2 separate regions of the Mus musculus genome follow, and region 1 is linked to region 2. The links are chromatin loops, found by intact Hi-C in ENCODE. Cell type or tissue: gastrocnemius. All regions are shown on one strand. Each heading gives the region's core, and the rest is flanking DNA. Links, peaks and the distances in the headings are about the cores only. Region 1 overlaps Rfx8 (regulatory factor X 8). Region 2 has its middle 41 kb from the start of Rfx8.

The links. A loop is a pair of places that touch in the nucleus more often than their neighbours do. Peaks named below come from ENCODE experiments on the same cell type or tissue, not always from the same donor. Only the 100,000 strongest peaks of a DNase experiment are listed, where the experiment ranks them.
Region 1: it touches region 2 in a loop (2.5-fold over the local background); 5 of 42 quality-filtered maps call a loop at or near these places.

The regions. Positions count from the first base shown.
Region 1 is chr1:39,697,011-39,708,311 of GRCm38, forward strand. All of the region lies in intron 4 of Rfx8 (regulatory factor X 8), which reads right to left. Among named protein-coding and RNA genes, the nearest start is that of Rfx8, 18 kb to the right of the region's middle. In gastrocnemius, for the core only: no CTCF peak of the experiment used is centred there; a DNase peak (open chromatin) is centred at 5,394.
Region 2 is chr1:39,756,068-39,767,368 of GRCm38, forward strand. No RefSeq gene overlaps it. Among named protein-coding and RNA genes, the nearest start is that of Rfx8, 41 kb to the left of the region's middle. In gastrocnemius, for the core only: a CTCF peak has its summit at 5,510 (motif pointing right); DNase peaks (open chromatin) are centred at 5,272, 5,460 and 6,134; H3K4me3 peaks cover 1,365 bases; H3K27ac peaks cover 2,399 bases.

The DNA of each region.
Region 1 (11,301 bases), core at 4,442-6,941, 59 kb before region 2:
GAATTTGAATGTTTTAGGAATTTCATTTAGGGCTTGTATTTTGGACTAAACTGTACCCCTCTTCATAGACTGCAGTGTTAGCCTCACTGTAGCTATAGTTGGAGACAGAATTGTGTGTGTATGTGTGTGAAAGAGAGAGAGAGAGAGAGAGAGGAGAGAGAGAGAGAGAGAGAGAGAGAGCACTTGTATGCTCTCACACTTGAAGCCTGAAAGAAGACTAAACTTTTGAACAGTGTTGAAACTATGAAGGTTTTGGAATGAATGCACTTCGAGTTATGGGGCAGCCATGAGCCCATGGGGCCAAGGGTAGAATTTTATGGTTTCAAAGTGGTCAGCTATCCAGTTGAAGAGGGTGGGCTTGTGATGGTGAACGTGGATCGATCGCCAACTTGCCTGGCTTTAGGAACACCTGGGCCTTAATGAGACGAGCTTTGGATGCCTATGTATGCACCCAGAACCCCCGAGTAGGAGGGAAGACCGAGCCTGAACGTGGCTCCACCATCTCCTGGGATGGAGTCTTGAACTGAATCAGGAGTGGGGAAGGCAGAAAGCCATGTGAGCATTAGGCTTTCTCCATTCTCTGCTTCCTGGCCAGCACCTAAGACAAGCTTCCTGCTGCGGCACCTCCCCCTCCACGAGGGAGCGTATCACTCCAAACTCTGGGCCAGCACACCTGCCTCTAGGCTTTTTTCCAGTGAAACAGGAGGAAATACGATTTCTCTACAATCCTACATTGTGCCAACACAGAATTCCTGGATCTTTTCTGTGCAGAAATGAATACAAGAACACATATAAGATGATATTCAGGTCCATTTATCCACCCACCGACCTTCCCTCTCTTCGTCCAGTCTGCCCATTTATCTATTCATCTTCCGGTCCACCCATCCACCCACCCACTCACCATTCATCCGTTTAACTATCCATCTGTTTCTCACTCAGTCACACTATGCATGTCAAGTGTCTATCACAGGACAGGCATTTTGTTAGCTCTTTGCCAGCATTTTGTAGGGGGGCATAGTTGTGATCAAGATATAACAAGAGCCTTTATCATCATCATTGTAATTATCACTATCACCAGCAGCAGCAGCATCACTAATAGTCTGGTTTTGCTTTTTGCTTTTTCGAGGCAGGGTGTTTCTGTGTAGTCCTGGCTGTCCTGGAACTTGCTCTGTAGACCAGGTTGGCCTCGAACTCAAAGAAATCCACCTGCCTCTTTTTCCCCCGAGTGCTGGGATTAAAGGCGTGTGCCACCACCATCCAACTAAAAGTTATTTTGAGAGACAGAGGGAGAGAGAGAGAGAGAACAGAGGACTCCTGAGGTCTGGCCATAAGTCTCAGTCAAAAGTGCTGGTACACACAGGACCTGGAAGACTGGACACAGGGAACATTGCAGACATTGGCTGTGCTTGAACATGCAGAGCTGGGCTAGCAAGTTAAGGCTGTGGTAGATCTGAGTTCCACTTTCCCTGCACTGGAGTCTACTGCCACCCAGGCTCAGCACAGTGAGAGTAAGGTCAGAGGGGGTCTGAGGGGGTCAGAGGGGAGGAGTCCAGGGTGCCAGACAAGAGGGCTGTGTGTCTCTGGGCTCACTGGCCCCTGCGTCATTTCCCCAGTGCGGTTCTGATTCAGACAATGAGGACATTTATTAGGCCCTAAGCCAAAGCACAGTTGTTGCTAAATTATGGCCACAGGGAAGCCACACACAATATCAGAGCTGGCCTTGAAGAGAAGGAGGGTCCACGTCCTGCCGGGCTGTCCCAAGCCTCTGGCAGTTTCTAATCACCAGAGCAGAATAGAGAGCAAGCCTACGGACCAGCGGTGGCCCTGTGGTTAGTCTGTGCCTTGAAGAACTGCAGTCCTCATCGGCCACCCCCTGAGCTGCTGTATCCTAACCTAGGTTGTTAGAATTTCATAAACAATGGGGCAGGGGCAAGGCCAGCCAGACCGGGGGAGGCAGGAGACCAGGGAGGACAGAGGTGACATCCCACTGCAGCAGCTAGTGGCTGCACTTCCTCCAGTAAGAAAGACCCTTGGGTTCTGGTGACCCTGGACAGGAAAGGCATGGGGTCAAATGACTCTAAGTACTATTTAAGTCCCAGAGTTTCACCGGGCATGGTGGCACACGCCTTTAATCCCAGCACTCGGGAGGCAGAGGCAGGCGGATTTTTGAGTTCAAGGCCAGCCTGGTCTACAAAGTGAGTTCCAGGACAGCCAGGACTATACAGAGAAACCCTGTCTTGAAAAACCAAAAAAAAAAAAAAAAAAAGTCCCAGAGTTTTTAAATATTTGGTAACATGTACACTCAGGCTTCCTTCAGACTCACCTATACTTAGATCCTGAGTCTCCCATGGAGAAAACCCAGGGAACTCTTGTTTCTTTGGGGTCCAGCAAGTGCCTGCTTGCTTTATGTAGCATGAGAATCACATTAGTTTAACCTGTTTTCATAATCACTTGGCACTAAGGAGACCAAGATATACTTCCAGGGCACACTGTGATCTTAAATAAGTAGGTAGGTAGATAGGTAGGCAGACAGACAGACAAATAGACAGACAGACATCCCAACAAGTCTTCCAAGCATGGTGTTAGCTCTAGCTCTGGTTTGCTTCCACATTCTCGGGCTTTGACATCACTGTCATTAATCCAGACTCCCATTACATCACGCTGGCACCCCCAATCTCCCTTGCACATCACTCAGCATCAGGGAAAACAATTTAAAGCAATTACAAAGATAAGGAGATAGTAATGTAATAAAATCCTACTCTCAGATCATGCTGTCTAGGCCGAGCACTGGGGCAGAGCACTATCCTCCAGTCCCCAGGGTCCACCTCTAGGGCTCTCTTACCACATCTGAAAGAATTATTTTGGTTCTGATCAGAAGTGACCCTTCACAGGTAGTTTTGGATATGAAGTTAAAATGTAAACATAGATTCATCTGGGGACACATAGTTGCATAATGATTATAAAAACTTGAGCAATGTTGTTACATTGCTTGCAGGCACCTGTAAGATGCAGCAATCCCTTATTTCTTTGGTGCTTTACTTCATTGGCCTAACCCTCAGACCACCCTGCAGATACTGGCAGTTGAGAACTGTTGTCCCATTTCTCAGATCTGGCAAGAGTTCAGAGCGATTACCTATTGTTCTGTTCTTTCAGGGTACATATATGGGGCAGAGGCAAGGTCAGCCAGACCAGGGGGAGGCAGGAGACCAGGGAGGACAGAGGTGACATCCTGCTGCAGCAGCTAGTGGCTGCACTTCCTCCAGTAAGACCTTTGGGCTCTGATGACCCTGGACAGGAAAGGCATGGGGTCAGAATAATATAGGGGCGGAGGATGTAGCTGAGTTGTAGAAGCTTACCTACCACACATGGGCACAGGGCTCCATTCCCAGCACACCAACACAGACATTCAAACACACACACACACACACACACACACACACACACACACACACACACACAGGCTCCATCCCTGCCAGAACACAGACCTAGACATTCACATAGCCACTGAAACACACACACACAACACAGTGCAAACGTGTTTTGAAACTAAAAATGTGCAAGAATTGTGCTACTGGGACAAGAGGCTAGCAGGCAAGAAGCCTTGCACGGCAGCTCAGTCAACTTCTGCATGAAGGGAGGTTGCTACTCAAGTATTTAACCATCTCCAGACCCATTAGATTTAATGAACAACTTAATTGCAAAATGAATACCTGCGGGAAGCGTTGAAAGTATAAGGGGTCCATGCTTGCTTTCTTATGCAAACTTCAGCCTCTGGGAGTGAGGGGATCAAGTTTCACAGGCAGCCAGCAAATAACACCAGGCACTGCATTGGGTGGCTTCCCACAGAGGAGGGCCAGGGAGGGGTGCTTGGAGTCAAGGATAAGTTCCTAAGGGTGGGAGGGTGGGGGTAAGGGTGGCCTCTGCTTCCAAAACCTTTGCAGAGCCAGGGTGTCGCCCAAGGCTTGTGTTTTTGTTTTGTTTTGTTTTGTTTTTGTTTTTTGTTTTGTTTTGTTTTAGGCTGCTAGAGAACAAGCGGGTAATGCATGCGTTCAACTTTAACAAGTTCTAACCAGCCCTGGGAACCACAGGGTGGACAGGGCCAAAAGGCTGGTTGTAACTTGGACACCTCATTAGGAGGGAGACTCATCACCAGTCTCGCTGGGGGGTCCTGGCCCCAAAGGCTCTGTCTCATCTTATTCCTTCTTATACCCTAGCTGACTAAACAAGGAAGAGAGACCCTTGCTAGGCCAGGCAGGGGACCCTCTGGCATCCTCCCGTGGTGGTGGCCACAACTGTCAGGCTGCAGCTGGCTCGTCGTGAGCCTGCTTTCCCCAAGGTGGGAGGGGCTGGAAGATGAGCACTCGGCCTGCCCGCCCCGTGGTGCTTTGTTGGTACATGGATCCAGCTGCCGACCCACAGCTGCATTCCACAGGCTCCTGCTGCCACCCCAAGGCAGCCCCCTGAGCTCAAGAGCTGGCAGGGGAACAAAGACAAGCAAGCACAAAGGCTCGGCATGTGAGGGAGGGACGGATTAGACAGTTGCTAAGCTGGGAAAGCAGTGTGTGCATATGTGCTTGTGCATGTGTGTGTGTGTGCGCGTATGTGTGTGTGTATGTGTGGATATGATGTGTGCATGTATGTCTCTGTACATATGTATCTGTGTGGCTATGTGTGTATGCATATGAATATGTGTGTATAGGCTATGTGTGCCTGTGTGTATACGTATCTGTGTGTGTATGTCTATGTACACATGTATCTTTGTGTGTGTCTCTGTGTGTGGTGGCAGGGAGGAAGGCAAAAGTTGGTTCCATGACATCCCGAAGAGAAACGGGATCACACACGATACTTTTCGGAGTTTATATTGAAGAGGATGGGAAAGGACAGACATTTCCTTTAAATTGTGTTAACTTGGGGGTTTAGGTTGAAGGGTTGCTTCCCTGGGTTTGATTAGGCATGTATGCACATGTACAGGTGCACACGCACACACACGCACACACACACAAACACAAAAGAGGCAAACATTTTGCTCCTTGGCCCCAGACTGTGAGTTTCTGGGTCCACAGCTCAGTCTGGTTGCCCGAGAAACACAGTGGGATCTTGGGAGCCCTGTTCCCTGAAAACTCGTGTGACCCTGGAGACCTAGCAGAGGAGAGATGGCTCTGGGCTTCTTTTTCATATGGTCATTTCATTTGACAGTCATTTTGATGAAGAAGCAAACAAAAATCTCATGTTTTTCTCAGATCTTGGCCTCTCCTGGGTCAAGGGTGAGAATAACTCCATCCATCCATCTCTCTCACAGAGACTTCTATCTATGCCTGTCACCTCTGCAGGCAGGCAGCAGACATCTGGGTCCTGGTCTCTCCGATGGGACCAGACCTCCTGCTGCATCTTGGCATATTTCTCCTTCCCAGCTCGGGATAAGGAGGGAGGGGTGTGGAGACTGTTCAGTGAGGTAGCCAGATTGAAGCGGTAGGGAGCAAACAAGACAGGCTTGTCTGGACATTGAATATATTTTAGCTAGGCTATGTGCTTATTTGGAGTGTTCGGGGACAGTGGCATAATGCTGAAAGCCACCTTTCCTGCTCTTGGACGAATCTCTGTGCTAATGTTTTCGTGGGGATGTGTGGCTGGGTGTTTCCATTTCTTTCCCCTAACACAAAGCCCAGCAAGTGTGTGTGGTGTGGGCGGGTGGGGGAGGGGTTAAACCAGACTCTCAGAAGCCTAGGCGCAGGTTAGTGTTCCAGCCGGTTGCTTTAAAGAGCATGTATGCTCCACTTATCTTTCTTTCCGTGGTGAGGCTGTAACTCAGGACTTCACAGAAGAGCTCCGACACTGGGCTACACCCCCAGCCCAAGGCTACCTCCCCGATGGAATCTCCACCTCGAGCGCCTCGGTAAATACCAGAGCTGTTATACATTAGCCTTCATCTCAACTCATAAAGAACCTCTGGCCTCGGGGAGGCGGACAGTTTCGGGGGAACCTCAAAAGCTCTCATCTGAAGGCTCTCCCTTGGGTTTTGAACCTGGGGAAGCAAGGGCAAGCAGACCCAGCTGCCTTCCCTGGGGCTGATGGCTTCCAGGTGTGCACAGCCAGGCTCTGCCTTGCTGGCTTCCCCTTGCTAAGGTCCCAGGCATTTCAGATCTGTTAGAGACAGACACTATCATCTCTCATCTCTCAGGTGAGGAGAAGGGCGAAGAGAGCTTTGAAGGGGAGCAAGGATTGGAACGGAAGTGGTTCACAAAGCTCTGAGAGCCCCCGAGGATCCCGCTGGGAGACAGCACGGGGCCTACCACAGCCTTTTCTCCACGATTATGGAGTTATGCTTGCTTTATTATTTTTAACTGCATTTTTTTACTGATGTAATTATAGATTTCTATGTAGCTGTAAGAAATAATTAAGGGAGAGGCCCCTTTTATGCTCAGCTCAGTTCCACCCACTGCTAACACTGTTCACAAACTGTGGTACAATCCTCCCTTCAGATCCAGAGGCACTGCCTCCAGAATCCTCTAAATCCCTGAGGAAGTCTACCTCCAAGGCTGCCAGGCCCCGGGTCTCCATATGAAACGTACAGTATTTGTAGAGACCTTGTTGTACACACCCCTGCACACTCAAAATCAGCCCCAGCTGACTCAGTACCTAGAACAATGGAAATCCTATGTAAAAAGCCGGGACACCATATTGTTTAGGAAATAATGCTAAAAACACAAACAAACAAAACCAGTTCCTATGTTCAGTCAAATTTTTTTTTTCCAAATAACTCCCACCCATGGTTAGTTGAATCTGAGAGAACAGAAGCTTCAGCGTCAGAGGTCGAGCTGTATCATATCACAGCCCAGATGCTGCCATTGGTACAGCCTCACCATCTTCCTTACAGTTTCTGTTTTACTTACACTTGTGCATATGCGTGTACGCATGCGTGTGCGTGCGTGTGCATGTGTGTTATGTGCATGACTCTGAGAGTGTGTTGTGTGCACATGTGCATGTGTGTGTGTTGTGTGAGCATATGTGTATGTATGTACCTATGTGTGTGCATGTATGTGTTGTGTGCATGTGCACATGCATATGCATGTTGTGTGCACGCACATGTGTGTGTATGTGTTGCATATGTGTGTGTAAAAAAATCTTATCATCTTCCTATGTTCATGTGTTTCTCACCACAGCCAAGATATTGTTCTAGGGAAATTCACGGGATAAAGATGAAAAGACAAGATACAGAATTCAAGAAAATATTTGCAAAGTACATAAACAAAAGAGGGATAGTATGTGAAATAGAGGACAATGAATCAGACTTGCAGAAAGAAAGCTGCCCGGAGGGATGGTGCTTTGATAACCATGTTCATTTCTTGCTCTCCTCACCCCTAGACCATTCACCTCTGCCAACCTCTAGCCTGTCCCTCATTTCCTTGTTTGAACTTGTTGTATAAACAGAATCATTTAGGGTTGGGGCTATTTTCATTTAGCCGAGTCCCACAGAGATCTCCATGCACATCAATGGTCTAGTCCTGTATACTGCTGGTGGTTTTCTGTGGTACAGATGTATCACCATTAGGTTAACCAGTCACCTGCTGAAGGACACCTGGGCTGCCTCCAGTCTGAGCTGCCACTACTACAGCCACTGAGGACATTCTTGTGAGGGTCTGCACGCAGGTGCTAGCTTTCATTTCTCAGGAACAAATGTCTAGATCAACAGATGGCTGGACGGGGCTCATGTCTGTTTTTATTAAAAACTGCTAAACCATTGTCTAGGGTGATGCATCATTTTCCATTCCCACCAGAGGAGTGGAACTGGCCCAGGTTCTCAGCATCCTCACCGGGATTTGGTGATTTATTCTTGTCAGTCTCACAGGTACGTAGGCAGTGTGCACCTCGGAAAGGGCTGGCTTTGTGACAGGTTTGTCTCTTGTCCATTTTCTAATAGGATTGTTCTGCGTTTTCATACTGTTGGGTTTTACAGACTCTTTCTAGATTCTAGAATCTGACAACAGTGCAGGCTGCATACATTCTCCTTCAGTCTGTGTCTTTTTCATCTCCTCTGCAGGACTTTTGAAAAAGCCTAAAGTTTTTCATTTTATGGCTCCTGCATTTAGTAGCCAGTCTGGGAACTTTCTGTCTAGCCATAGGTCCCATTAAGCTTATTCTACTTTTAAGTTTTGATATTCTTTTGTTTGTTTTTTGGTTTTTTCGAGACAGGGTTTCTCTGTATAGCCCTGGCTGTCCTGGAACTCACTTTGTAGACCAGGCTGTCCTCGAACTCAGAAATCCTCCAGCCTCTGCCTCCCAAGCACCAGGATTAAAGGCGTGCATGGCCATACTTGGCTCAGGTTTATTATGGCCCTTATGTTTTCAGTTTAAGCCTTGGATCTATCGAGCTAATGTTCATAAAAGTTGTTGGGTTTTTTGTTGAAGTTCATTTTTCTTTTGGACATGCAGTTTTCTTCTCCAAGCTCCCCTCTTCTATTACATTACTTGTGTACCTGTGTTTTCACCCGAGGGCTGGCAAGATGGCTCAGTGTTTTCTGTCAGGCCTGATAACACACATCTGATCCCTGGGACCCACATTGTGGAAGGCGACCCCATTCCCACAAGCTGTCCTCTGATCCCTCTGATCCTTGTGTACTATATAGTGTGTGTGTGCATGCACACATAATAAATAGCATATAAATATTTTAATTAAAAATCAGTTGGTCATATTTCTAGAGTCTCTCCCCTGCCTGGGTTCCCGTGTCACCACTGGAAGCACAAGACTTTGGTTGTTGCAGCTACACAGAGCGCTTGGTAAGATGGAGTGTTTCTAGTTATTCTGCCTTGTTAAGGCCTTTGAGCTCTCCGCTCTCCCATACAACCTTTGAATAAGCTTTTATGTCAAGAGAAAAATCTTGCTGGGATTTTTTTTCCAAAAACAACTTTAGTAAGAGACACAAGTCAATCATTTAGAGAGAGGAAGAGAGAGATTCAATGCTTTCTTAGTATATCCACAGACTTGTGTGCCTGCATATCTATGAAAGGTGACCCTCAGGTCAGCAACAGGGAGCCTTGGGAAGGCCTGTGCAAGGTCAGGCCTTGCTGGAATCTGGGAACTTGGCTTGCAGAGAGTTCCCATTCGAAGTTTGCTGGTAAGAGTGGCTCTCAGAGTGCAGACTACACAAGTACAGCTTATGCAGAACACCTGCCTTGCTTTGTTACTTAGACGTGTGCTGGGCAGAGGGGACTGCATGACAAATGCCCGATAGGAACTCTGAATATCCAGTATCTAATAGACATGCTTCCCCAAGTAAAAGCCGTGACTCACCTGCTGCTACATTTTGTTTGCTGAGGAATGGGCTCTGCAGGACTGAGCATGGAGACAGCCTAGGGCGACCTCATAGACGGTCCCTCCACTTTCACTGTTTCTATGTGTGTGCGTGTCTGTGTATGTCTGTCTCTGTGTGTGTGTGTCTGTATATCTCTGCATGTGTATGTCTGTGTATGTGTGTGTTTCTGTCTATATATCTCTGTGTATTTCTATGTGTATATGTGTCTCTCTGTGTCTGTCTCTATATGTGTATATGTGTGTGTCTGTATGTCACTGTATATGCCTGTGTGTGATTGTGTATGTCTGTGTATGTGTGTGTGTATATGTATCTCTATGTATCTCCCTCTCTGTGTCTCTGTGTGTATGTCTCTGTATGTGTCTCTGTATGTGTCTGTTTGTCTCTGTACATGTGTGTATGTCTGTGTATATGTGTTTCTCTGTATGTATCTCTACGTATCTCTCTCTCTGTGTTTATGTCTGTGTGTGTATGTCTCTCTGTGTGTCTATGTGTATATCTCTTTGTCTCTGTCTCTCTGTGTGTATGTCTGTGTATATGTGTTGTGTCTCTATATATGTATCTCTGTGTATCTCTCTGTCTCTACACACACACACACACACACACACACACACACACACACACACAAACACACACACACACTAGTACATGAGTGCAGGTGCTTACAGAGGCCAGAGGTGTCAGATCCCCCTGGAGCTAGAGTTATAGGCAGTTGTGAGCCACATGGTGTGGGTGTTGGGAATTGATCTGGGACCCTCTAAAAGAGCAGTACATGCCCTTAACTGCTAAGCCACCTCTCCAGCCCCCAGTGCTATATTATTTCCATTAAAAATTTAAAAATACCTTTCAGCTTATCTAGGCCTTCAAATTTGACATATGTTTCTTGTTGGCAATACAAACCTGAGTTATTTTCTTCTTTTTAAATCCACTCTGCCAGTTTTATCTTTCCGTTGGTGCTTGTAAATAATTTACAATTACGGTAATTGTTGGTATGCCAGCTCTTACTTCCCTTTTATGCGCCTTGTTTGCATTTGTTTCCTTGGGTTCTCTGTTCTGTTTCTGCGTCTTGCGTTTATCAGAGTTACTTTAAGCACAGGATTCCATCTTGCTCTAATTACGGCATCTTTTGGCACACGTCAACGTCACTCTTGTGGCAGTTGCCTGAACCCACAGCCCGATGTTCCTGTGCTTCATCCCCTCAGACGAAGTGTGGAAACCTCTCTCCATTTAGACCCATTTACCTTCCTTACTTTAATGCATCTCTGTGTGGGGCGCAGGTCTTTGTCAAAATGATGGACTATGGCCGGTACACCTCAAGAGGAGGAAGACAGCCCTGCCCTCTGGCACACTAAGATGGCACAGTGTCCTGTATCTCGATAGAGAAGATGGCAGAGAAAAGGGCCTATTCTCTATTCTCTCCACTCTATTCTCATGAAGCAGAAGAAACAAAAGGGCCAAGCAGTTTCATGAGGGTAAAATGTCACTCATTCGGGTACCATTCTTATGGTTTTTATTGCTCAAAAAGGCTGTGTCCCACAGTGTGTATGTGCACATGCGTGCACATGCATGCACATAGGCTCCAGCTTCTAACACTATACATTGGGGTTTTAATTCATCTTGGATCTTGGTGGGACGTACATGTATCTAAACCACAGCATGGTAGAAACAAATGAAGTTCTGTAGCTCTGCTGCTGTGAAGAGTCTATTCAGGAGCCCACCCAGTGTCTCAAGGGGCTCCTGGACTGCCCCGCCCCAGCCTCGAAGGCCATGGCCTCTCAAGTGCCTTCCAACATAGTCTTCTGCCACACTGCACAGATGGACAGCTGGGAGCCCACACTTTCCCATCCCTTCCTCTTCTCCACCCAAGCCATGCCTGCTGCTCTCTCCCACCCCACCCATCAGAATCCCATCCTGTCTGCCCTTCATGGCTCGGCTGGAACGCAACTCACTCCTCATTCCTTCTGACCTCTGTCAAGAGGCCTGTTATCCGCGC
Region 2 (11,301 bases), core at 4,530-7,029:
TGAGCTGTGCTGTGCTGAGCTGTGCTGTGCTGTGCTGTGCTGTGCTGTGCTGTGCTGTGCTGTGCTGTGCTGTGTGTGCTGTGCTGTGCTGTGCTGTGCTGTGCTGTGCTGTGTGTGCTGTGCTGTGTGTGCTGTGCTGTGCTGTGCTGTGCTGTGCTGCCCTGTGCTGTGCTGTGTGTGCTGTGCTGTGCTGTGTGTGCTGTGTGTGCTGTGCTGTGCTGTGTGTGCTGTGCTGGGCTGTGTGTGCTGTGCTGTGCTGTGCTGTGCTGTGCTGTGCTGTGCTGTGCTGTGCTGTGTGTGCTGTGCTGTGCTGTGTTGTGCTGTGCTGTGCTGTGCTATGTGTGCTGTGCTGTGCTGTGCTGTGTGTGCTGTGCTGTGCTGTGCTGTGTGTGCTGTGCTGTGCTGTGCTGTGTTGTGCTGTGCTGTGTGTGCTGTGCTGTGTGTGCTGTGCTATGCTGCCCTGTGCTGCGCTGTGCTGTGCTGTGCTGTGCTGTGTGTGCTGTGTGTGCTGTGTGTGCTGTGCTGTGCTGTGCTGTGCTGTGCTGTGTGTGCTGTGCTGTGCTGTGTGTGCTGTGCTGTGCTGTGCTGTGCTGTGCTGTGCTGTGTGTGCTGTGCTGTGCTGTGCTGTGTGTGCTGTGCTGTGCTGTGTGTGCTGTGCTGTGCTGTGCTGTGTGTGCTGTGTGTGCTGTGCTGTGCTGTGTGTGCTTTGTGTGCTGTGTGTGCTGTGTGTGCTGTGCTGTGCTGTGCTGTGCTGTGCTGTGCTGGGCTGGGCTGGGCTGTGCTGGGCTGGGCTGTGCTGGGCTGGGCTGTGCTGTGCTGGGCTGTGCTGGGCTGTGCTGTGCTGTGCTGTGCTGTGCTGTGTTCTAGCAGCCTGCTCAGACTGAGGCAGAAGGGGCCTAAGCAGCCTCCCGTGGTAGCTGTGATGTCAGATCAGCTTGGCTTTTGCTTCGGACCAGACTTGGCAGCCTTTTGCTAGTGGTTGATCGTAGCTGGCTTCCCAAGAGTTTTGCTACAAAGCTTTCAGAAGGCTTGAGCCAACCAGGTCGTCCTCCGACTTCCACACACGCACGGTGGCATGCACTCACCTGCACATACCCAGGAACACATGTGTGCACGTGCCTGTACATGAAAACGTGAAAACATAAAGCAATAACAATCAAGCAGAAGTCCATCCGCTTACCTGGGTGCCCTGGCAGGCCAGAACAAGTCAGTGATGAAAACCTCCTGCCCTCATACTTCATGCTTCTACTGTTTAAATTCTAAGCAATGGCTGCCTTTGCGGCCACCTTAGCATGCTATGTCGCTTATCACTGTATAGATTATTTGTGGCATTGGAGTAAGTTGTTCCAAACTCAGCGGCTTCCAACGACCAGCTCACAGGTCTGCAGGTCAGAGGCCCAGCACAGTGTGGCTCTGTAAAGCCCCACACTGGAATACAGGGTCCTCATCTAGAGGCTCTGGAAAGTTCCTATTGCTAATCAGTTCTGTTCTTGTCACAGGACTGGGATCTCACTGCCTTGATGACTGTCAGCCAAGGCCTATCTGCAGCGCTTCCAACTTCCAGATTCCTAACCTCGCTGGCTCCGTCATCTTCTAAGTAGCCGTGTGTGTTCAATTCTTCTCAAGCCTTCAATCTCTGATTTCCCACATTTGAGCTCTGCATTCAGATATAAAGGGCTGATCTCTGCACTGAACCGCTGGGCTCCCTCCCAACTTCATGTCTTTTCTTTTAAGTAACCCATCGAGTCCAATTTTCGCTACCCATATATGCATGGGTGGGGGGCTATATATTGGAACATGGTTAACCTTTCAGGGGTCCACAGCCTAAAAATAACCTCCTTCTCCTAGCAGCCCAAAACGAACAATATCTCTTCAGCTGGGGTAGGGACTCCTTCCACCCCCATCCACGCTAAAATGTTGACCGACTTGATGTTGTGTGGGTCTCATAAAGGCAGCCATGACTGCTGGGAGTTCGTGAGAACAGCATAGGTTGACGCCTTTCCCTTATTGGCAGCCCTGCTCCTGGGCTTCAGTTCAGTACATTCCCGATGAGTTCCCCGGCTCACTGTCAATGTCTCCCAGCGGTGCCTTTGGGATTCCGGAGGTATTGAGATTGTACAGCAGGGGAGGTTTTCTTTAGATGGATGCTTCAAACATGTCTGTCTGTATGTCCCCACCAGAGTTCTTTCACTCGGAGACAGTGTGTGGCGATCAGTGACCTCGGTACCTCTCAGGGTCTTCGGCCTATGATCTGGGTCTAAGACATGCTTCTTGGCTGGCCAATGAACCTGCTGAGTTAAGAGGGTGTTTGGGAATTCTCTGGAAATCTTGTTTAACCATGTGACTCTGATCTCCCGGGATGATGAGCCGGTCCTTCCTTTGGCAGGAAGTGGCGGTTGGCTTCCACAGTCAGGAATTCTTCCCCTTGTGACTGTGAGTGTATTGTCATAGAAGGAGCGAGCAGAGCTGAGAGTCTGAGAGGTCTGTTCAGGTCCATGTGGCTGACACACGAGTCCAAGTTCAAATGCATCATTGATTTAAAGATAGTCTGGTAGTTTTTTGTTTTGTTTTTTAAATTTAAATTATTTATTATATGTAAATAACCTGTAGCTGTCTTCAGACACTCCAGAAGAGGGCATCAGATCTCTTTACGGATGGTTGTGAGCCACCATGTGGTTGCTGGGATTTGAGCTCCAGACCTTCAGAAGAGCAGTCAGTGCTCTTAATCGCTGAGCCATCTCACCAGCCTAGTCTAATAGTTTTAAAAAATCATCCTTGAATATTTTAGTCTCTGTCCGTCTGGTAGATGGTAGGAATGTCCTTTTCTGTGCCCATGGTAGTCAGGCATGGCTGCAAAGTTCGCTGGGGCTGTTGAAACTTGAGCAGAAGTTGTGGGAATCTGTGTAGTTTTCCATGTTGTCTCCTCCCTGTGTCACTGTGACCATGGTGGTTTGGGCTAGGAGGCTCATCTACTTAGGTTCCTACCTCATGGTAGAAATTCCCCCCTCACACGAACTGAACACATAGCACCAGGAAGACGGAAACAATTCCTGTATCAAGTCACCAAGGCCTGGGGGGTAGCATTTTCCTGACACAGGGCCTTTCCTTTTCTGACTGACACAGAGAACCTGAGGCAGGTGAGAGGCCAGATGGGAGGGAGTCCAAGGCCCACAGCAGACTTGGTACTTTTGAGTGTTCAGGATAAAGTGGGTCACCACAGCCAGAGTGACCCCCAGCTAGGATGGTTTTGTGGTGTGTGCTGACTGTTAGTCACAAGTGGCAGGGAAGGGGAAGACAGAAAAAAAAATTGCAAGAAGGAATGTTTGCTGTGCCTGAGCAGCTTGACCTCAGAGACAGCTCAGTCCCCTCCCAGAATGGGTTGGCTCTCAGCAAAGTTGCTATAACCCAGACTTTGCTGTGTGGGGTTCAGCTGTAAGTTACCTCTGAGCACACATGTTGAAAGGCGAAGGCTCTGAAGCCACTCACACAGGATGGAGTTTCTTTGGGGACGGTGCTCATTTGTACCTTCCTTCTACAACTATCTGCATTCCTGGGTGCTGAGTCTACCAACAGTGAGCACCCGTGTCTCCTGGGCAGTGTGAGTGGCACATGGCCAGATAGCTGGCAGTCCTGTACAATGGGGGTTGTTAAATGCACGCTGTCAGGAAGAAGGGCACATCACTGGTCCAGGAACTCTAAACAGAATGAAGCTGCTAGTCACTGAACCAGGCCTTAAGGGCCTGCTTCTGCATTTAAACATCCCCCCCGCCCCCCCCCCCCCCACTACAGATAAGCACACGCCTTCCTTTCAAGGCTGGCAAGCACAGAGAAATACCGAGTTGCCTGAAGATCTGAACACAACATGAAAAGTTCTCAGAGTTCAGGGGCTTGGAACAGAGTGTTCGTGGAGCAAGTCTTATGATTCACAGCCCCTGGGTTCACCCTGTGGTCAAGTCAAAAAAAAAAAAAAAATACTACTAGGGAGCCAGGTATCTGGAGTGAATTAAGTCTCCCTTCCTTTCCCTGTCTCCCTTCTTCTTACTCGCTCTCTCTCCTCTCCTCTCTGTCCTTCTAATTATGAGGAATACAACTAGAACTGGTCTTAACCATCAAACATCCACGTCTGGATTTTCCACACAGACAGTTTCGACAACTATGGAACAAACATCTCTGGAAAGGACTTCAGGACTGGAGATGCAGGAATCTCCTCTTGCCCTGCTTCCCCAGGGCATGGTGTTCCCAGGTACCAAGAATCTAAGGCATCTAGGGATGTATGAAGCATCAGAAGGATGCAGGCTGGTTCTATGCAAACATGATGCTATGCTCTCTAAGGGACCCTGTAAAGGAACAGGGGTCCTGGCTGTGAGGGCCTCCCTGCAGACTCAGAGAGAAGACTGTTACGACAGAGGCGTCCTTAGGGATAACGGTGAGGGCTCCATCTGAAGTTCATGCTGCTCATTCCTCAAAGCTCCCACCGAAAAAATGCTCTCATCTTCTAAGTCTGCCTCAGAGTCCACCTCCAGGAACTAAATCACACACTGGCAGCTGCTCAGGAGTGGACCACACATGTGCACAGAAAACACACACTTCTTGTTTATTCCATATTTGTTTCATTGTTAGTTCCACTTTATATATCTGCTATATATGGCACTACATTAGATTGAATATTATATAATTACATGTCACATACACATTACATACCGGCAGTTTCATACAGTATACATTCCTTTTCTTTTTTCTTTTTTTTCTTTTCTTTTCTTTTTTTTTTTTTTTTTTTTGGTTTTTCAAGACAGGGTTTCTCTGTATAGCCCTGGTTGTCCTGGAACTCACTCTGTAGACCCGGCTGGCCTCGAACTCAGAAATCTGCCTGCTTCTGCCTCCCCAGTGCTGGGATTAAAGGTGTGCGCCACCACTGCCCGGCCAGTGTATATTTCTTAAAGTGTTTTTTTTTTTTTTTTTTTAACTGCCTAAGCGTGTTTTGTTTTGTTTAAATATAAGGAATAGTGGGTGTGGAAAGCCAAATCCTACTGATCTCGTGAAAACATCCCTGATTTTATATTTCTCATGCCCTTGCGACCTCAGATTCCACCTACCTGAGCCACGCCCAGGTCTTCCTGGCAAAATCTCTTCCCTCCAGAATCTGACTCAGTCTTTCTGCCTGGCACACTGGGGCCGCAGCTAACAGACGTCGGATGAATAACATCCTGTAATGTGGGGCCCTCGCTGAGGAGAGGTGGGGGGCAGGGCGAGGTTCTGGGCCAGAATTCATGCTAAGTCAAAGTTAAGGCCCCAACTCCCAGCAGCTTAGTAACCGCACGACTGGCTTCATTCGTGCCGGTTCCCACACACCCACGCCAGGAAGAGGGAAGGGATAGCCTGTCCCCAGGAGTAGGGGCAACTGCAGCTCTTCCTCCAGTGAGAACTCCAGTCTCTGAGCTGGGCTCCATCCTTCTGCACTGGGAAATGGTTTTCTTGACTCCCCCTGGGCACTTTTCCCAGGAGGATCCACTAGATGGCCTGCGTTGAACACCACCTTTCCGGGAGCGTGCCTGAAGGGGGAAGGACTGCTTCTTAGCCTTCCTGCTTAGCTATTTTCTTCTTCTTCACAATTTGTCCAGGTAAATCTCCTGCAGTGTAACCATACTAACCCCTCAACAAACTTCACGTTAGACAATAGGAACGAGCTGAGGGGTGAGTGTTGAGACTCTTTAGTGGAAGAGCTCTCTGACTGGAAACACAGCAAATCAAGCGATTTCTGAGTCACAGCACGGACAGTACTGCAGAGAAAGAAGTAGTAAATTAAGGCCTGCTACACAAGCTAGTTTGAATAAAGAGAAACGACAAGACCTTGTACTGGTGGGGCCGGAGTAATTCAAGCTCCACGGCACTTTGGGGGTAGGCACGGGGCATCGCCACACATGTAGTTGTGGCTTTTGCCCTTAGTTGTAAAAGCCAAAGACAGTTTGAACTCTTTGACCGGGAAACTTCGAAGATTCCTAAAGCTAGAGAAAAGCAGTCAGTATGAAAAAAAAAAAAAGTTCGTCTCTGCTACTTGCAGTAAAGGAAACTTGGAAAGAAGCCCAGGGACTGACTGTAGGGAGCTGACTCAGCCAATGCGCAGCTGAGAAGATGGACCGCGTGGAGCGCCCCCGCCCCTGGATACAGGAAGTCCTGCTGAGTGGCTATTTTCTCTGGTTAAATGTAGATTTGCGAGTTTGGGGATGAAAGTAAGAGCAGACTGCTTGTGTCCGAGTAAACTCTTACACAGACAATGATTGTTACACCACACATGAAGAAAACCCAAACCAGCTTGTGCTGGATCCCCAAACCCAGCTCAGGAAGCTAAGGCAGAAAGGATCATGAGTTCTAAGCCAACCTGGGCTACTTGGAGAACATACACAAATTAAACTCAACAGCCACCGTCAGTTGGAGGAGCTGATTCTAGAGTCGATTTTCGGGAGCTGAGTGAGGGGCATTATAGTCGGTCTGGCTTTCTGTAACAAAATGCCACAGACTGGCAGAGTTCAGAAAAGCTTGGAGTTCCAGAGGCCATCAAGTATCATAGGAGTCGTCTAACAAGAGGATGGGTCAGAGCCCTCTTTTCTTCTCTTCCTGACTTCTCTGTGTCATCACCTCTGCTGGGCAAAGACTCTGTCAGGCAGAAACTGCTTGTTCTTGGGCTCCTCCTGAATGGTTGAGAAGGACATTCCTAAATTGATAAATTCTCTAGCCTCATGTACTCTGCCACAGCCTCACAAGACAGATGAAGAATCTATGCCATGAGAGATGAAGGTTTGACCTGCAGTGATGAAGAGAGGGATGCAAACATTCACTCCTTAAAAGAGACATTTCCATTGGCATGCTAGGTGGTCCCCCAAAAATACCCCGGTCAGAGAGAAACCCTAACCCACTTTCCCTGTGTCTCATCAGGAGTGGTTAAGGCTCTGATGGGGAAGGCTGAGCTCCCATAGACTAGCCTACACATGCTGGGGTAAATTACCGTCTGCTCATGCTAGCACTAACTGTCAGTCATGTGCTTTACATTTAGACACAGCATTTGAACCTAAAATCAGGCTGTTACAAGATTCTACACTGATCTGTCCTGTCTAACTCCTAGGGTACCATTACTCTGAACTAGTTGCTGTCTTGCTTTGTTTTTTTGTTGTTGTTGGAGTTTTATAAATATACGTAACTAGTTCTTTGAGAATTTCATTCCATATAATTGATCATATTTACCTTGTTTTCTTTATAACTCTTCCCAGATCCACCCCTCCCAATTTCATGTTTTTGGGGTTTTTTGTTTTTTGGTTTTTTGTTTGTTTGTTTGTTTGTTTTGAGACAGGGTCTCTCAATGTAGCCCTGGCTGTCCTGGGCCTACTCTCTAGACCAGGCTGGCCTGGAACTCAAAGATTCACCTGCCTCTGTCTCCTGAGTGCTGGGATTAAAGGTGTGCAACCATGCCCGGCCATGTTTTAGTAACCCATCAAATCCAATCCATACTTCTATTTACTTGTGGGCTTGGGGCCACATACTGCAGCATGGGTGGCCTACTAGGGGCCACACCCTTAATGAAAACACTGACTTTCCCTTCTCCAGAAGCCACCAACTGCCTCCATTAGGGGACTTATCCCCCACATGTCCAAGATGGATTGTCAGCTAGCTTGATGTCATGCAGTTCTTAGGCGAACAGTCATAGATGTTCTGTGTTCATTATGCCCAGAGGACACAGTTTGGCTCCCTGACCCCTGTCTCTGACAACCTTTCTGCCACGTCTTTTTGTGTGTGTGTGTGTGTGGGGGGGGGGGGCGGGGCTGCGCAATAGATGTCCCATCTGTGGCTGAGCACTCCACTGACATTTTTCTTCTGCACTTTGACCAGTTGTGATTTTCTCTGTTAACCATCAAGTCTGAGCGCCGCATTACTCGGTGGGTACAGAGACATAGATTTAGAGGGCTGTTTGATTTCCTATCACTCAGCAGAATAATAGACCCACCCCTGGGGCCTATGAGCGCCCCAGCATGGGTTCTTGGCGTGTTTAAAGCGCTGAACAAGTGTTTCTTCCCGAGGAGCAGGTCTTACACACACCCAGAAAGTGGCTGGTTTCTTCTGAAACATTCTCGCCACGGTCACAGTTTTCTCAACTGGGTAAAATTGTTTGATAGCCATCCCTCAACCCCCTGAAGCCTACACAGCAGGCTCCTCCTGTACTGTGAAAGCCAGCCGGGAGTGGATGCCTGCTGCTTAGTACAGTCTTGGTTTTGCCATGTCCTCTTATGGAAGTATGAGGTGTTCTCAGCCAGTTATGAACTCCGTCAAGTTCTGATGGGCAGCCAAGAGCGACAGCAATAGTGTGTACTGTCTTGGGAAGTCTTCTGGGCACCCCTAATTTGAACTCATTTAACAGTTTAATCAAAGAGACAAAGTCATGTGGCAAGGCACCATCTGATTGAATGGCTGGTTCTTATTAAGGCGACTTTCTCAGCACCTCCACTGAGCACTGAATGGTAGAAGACAGTAGAGGCCTGGTTACTATGACATTTTGAGGATTCCCAAGTATTGCACTTAAGGGTAATGCAGCCTAGACTGTTTCTCTTTCTCCTCTAAGACATAAATGAAAATAAGAACATAAAAAGCAACATAGAAAACATATACACATTTATGAGGGCTGAGAAGATAGCTCAGTTGTTGATGCTTGCCTGGCAAGTAAGAGGACATGACTTCAAACCTCTTCCCCCACAACCCACAAAAACAGAAAAACAGATGTGATATCGTGCACTTGTGATTTCAGCACCAGAGAAGGTAGAGTCAGGAGATGGCCAGCGTTTGCTGGTCAGCCAGCTGAACCTAATGGATGAGTACCAGACCCAGTGTGAGACTGTCTCAAAAACAAGTCAGCACCTGAGGAATAGTACCTGATGTTGACCTCTCGAAGACACACACACACACACACACACACACACACACACGCATACAACGTTAGATTATAAACAAAACGTCACACCAGAAGCATTTACCAATCTCGTGTTATGTTCTGTACCCTGTGGTAGTGCGTTAGCCCATTTACTGTTGCTATAAAAATGACTGGGGCTGCTTAAGGAACACAAGGAGAGGTTTATTCAGCTCACATCTGTCCAATACCATGTGGTCCCATCAGGCTGACCTCTGGTGAGGGCCTTCTGACTGAATTACGAGGGACAGCCTCGTAGTGGGGGAAAGAACTAAAAAAAGAAGAGTTGTGAGCAAAGACCAAACCAAAGAGATTTGAGGGTGAGGCTAGGAGTGAACGGGCCCTGGAAGGAACTAACAGCAGTCCTTTGAAAAACACATTTACCCTGCAGATGGCAGCTGCGTGGCCTGTCACTGTCTCTCTAGGCTCCATCTCTTAACTGTGTGTCTACCTGTTACTATCTCTATACTGGGACACCAAGCTTTCAGTGACACGCTGAAGCCATGTCTAAGTGACAGCAGGCAGGTATTGAAGAAGCATCAATACACAGGATTGGTGTCCGTCAATACCGACCCAGTGACTGCTATGGGTGTTACGAAGAGGATTATAGAGTTAACATCAGTGGTGCCTAGCCAGTGGGAATGCCATGCTCGAGCAAGGGATCAGAGTAGTTGTGTTTCACAGGGAGGTCTGAAAGATAAAGAGAGGTCACCTGTGTGCAGAGGATGATGGTGGATGTGAAGGCCCAGGGGCAGGGAATGAAGGATCATCCAAGTGCTCGGATGGCCAGCGTGGAAGCTGGGGGCACTGGGTTGTTCACACTTTTGAGGCCAAATTAAGGAAATCCTAGAAAATGAAAAATCATAGGAGGGTCTAAAGCTGTGGTCAATTGGATGGGAAGCAAGGGATAATGGGGGTGGGCTTGACCATGAGTGGGTGTGGAGACAGCAAGAGATGAACTCATGAGCTATTTTAAGAAGAGATGCAGCAGGACTTAAAGGCTCGGCCATGGGAACCGGGGAGAATGGTTTAATTTGAGGATTACAGATGTTGGCAACTGACCAGGGCGGCTTTGGAAGAACAACTTAGAGAGGAAATGGTGAGTTTGGACTTGGATACACTCGACTGAACTGGTATCTCCATAGCTTCCTGAAATGATGTTGGGAGAAAGAGAGAGAGAGAGAGAGAGAGAGAGAGAGAGAGGCGAGTTAGTATAGCGGAGAAAGCCAGGAACAGCTCTAAGAAATCCAAGAGAGTCTGAGGTTGCAATGTTCTGTGTAAAAGGCTGGGGTAGCTCCTGAGCTGTGACAAAACTCCATGATTGTGAAGGCACATGTGGCGTTAGGTTGTGGTGGCTATTCTAGAGGCTTTGACAGGAGGATTGGAATTTCAGGGCCTGCCTGGGCTATGGAGAGATCCAAGACTAACCTAGCTGGGGCTAGAGAGATGGCTCAGTGAGTAAAGCACCTGCTGCTTTAAATTCCAGGACCTACATGAGCTGGGTGTGGTTGTTTGTGATCTCAGAGCTGAGTTGGGCTAGGTGGCCATCAGACTAGCTCTGGGTTCAGTGAGAGCGCACACACACACACACACACACACACACATGCACGCACACACAGCTAGAGGAGCCTGGCTAACTTAGTAAGACTTTACTTACAAGAAAAAAAGATGAGGCCATGTTTTTCATGGTAGGGCATTTTCTGGGCATATGTGAAGCTTAAGCTTTAAGTGCAACACCCAGAACCACACCAAACAAACAAAACCATCAACAAGCCACTTACAAGGTAGAAAGGCATGTTTTGATGTTTGTTGATAGTTGGCTAGTTCCAATTGGACCTAGGCAGGCAGAACATCATGGTAGGGGAAGCTACATGCTTCATGGTGGCTAGGTTGAGTGAATAAGCAAGGTCCCAATGTCCCTGCCAAGGGCACACTTCCAGCAATTCAACTGCCTTCCAATAGGCTGCAGCCCTTAATGGTTCCTCCACCTCTCTGTTGACCTGGGATGACAAACAAGCCCTTGAATCCAGGCCTTTGGCAAAGTGACACTGAAGATGGAAACAAGGTTTATCTCTGCTGTGAACAAAGCCACATCAGACCCCAACACAGGGAAACTCTTGATAGACACACCTTGGCCTCTGAAAAGACAAATGCTAAATGTAAAAATGTCATTGGACCATTAAAGGCAGGGTAGCACCTATGGACAAGTGGATAAGGGAAACGACCTATATCAGTTCTAATATACCTTGCTAAATATATATATATATCTCAAAGCTATAGCTAGAGATTTCCAATACCAAAATGCCTGGTGCTTCAATTGTGGGAAATGCAGTCAACTGCAAAGAGACTGTGGA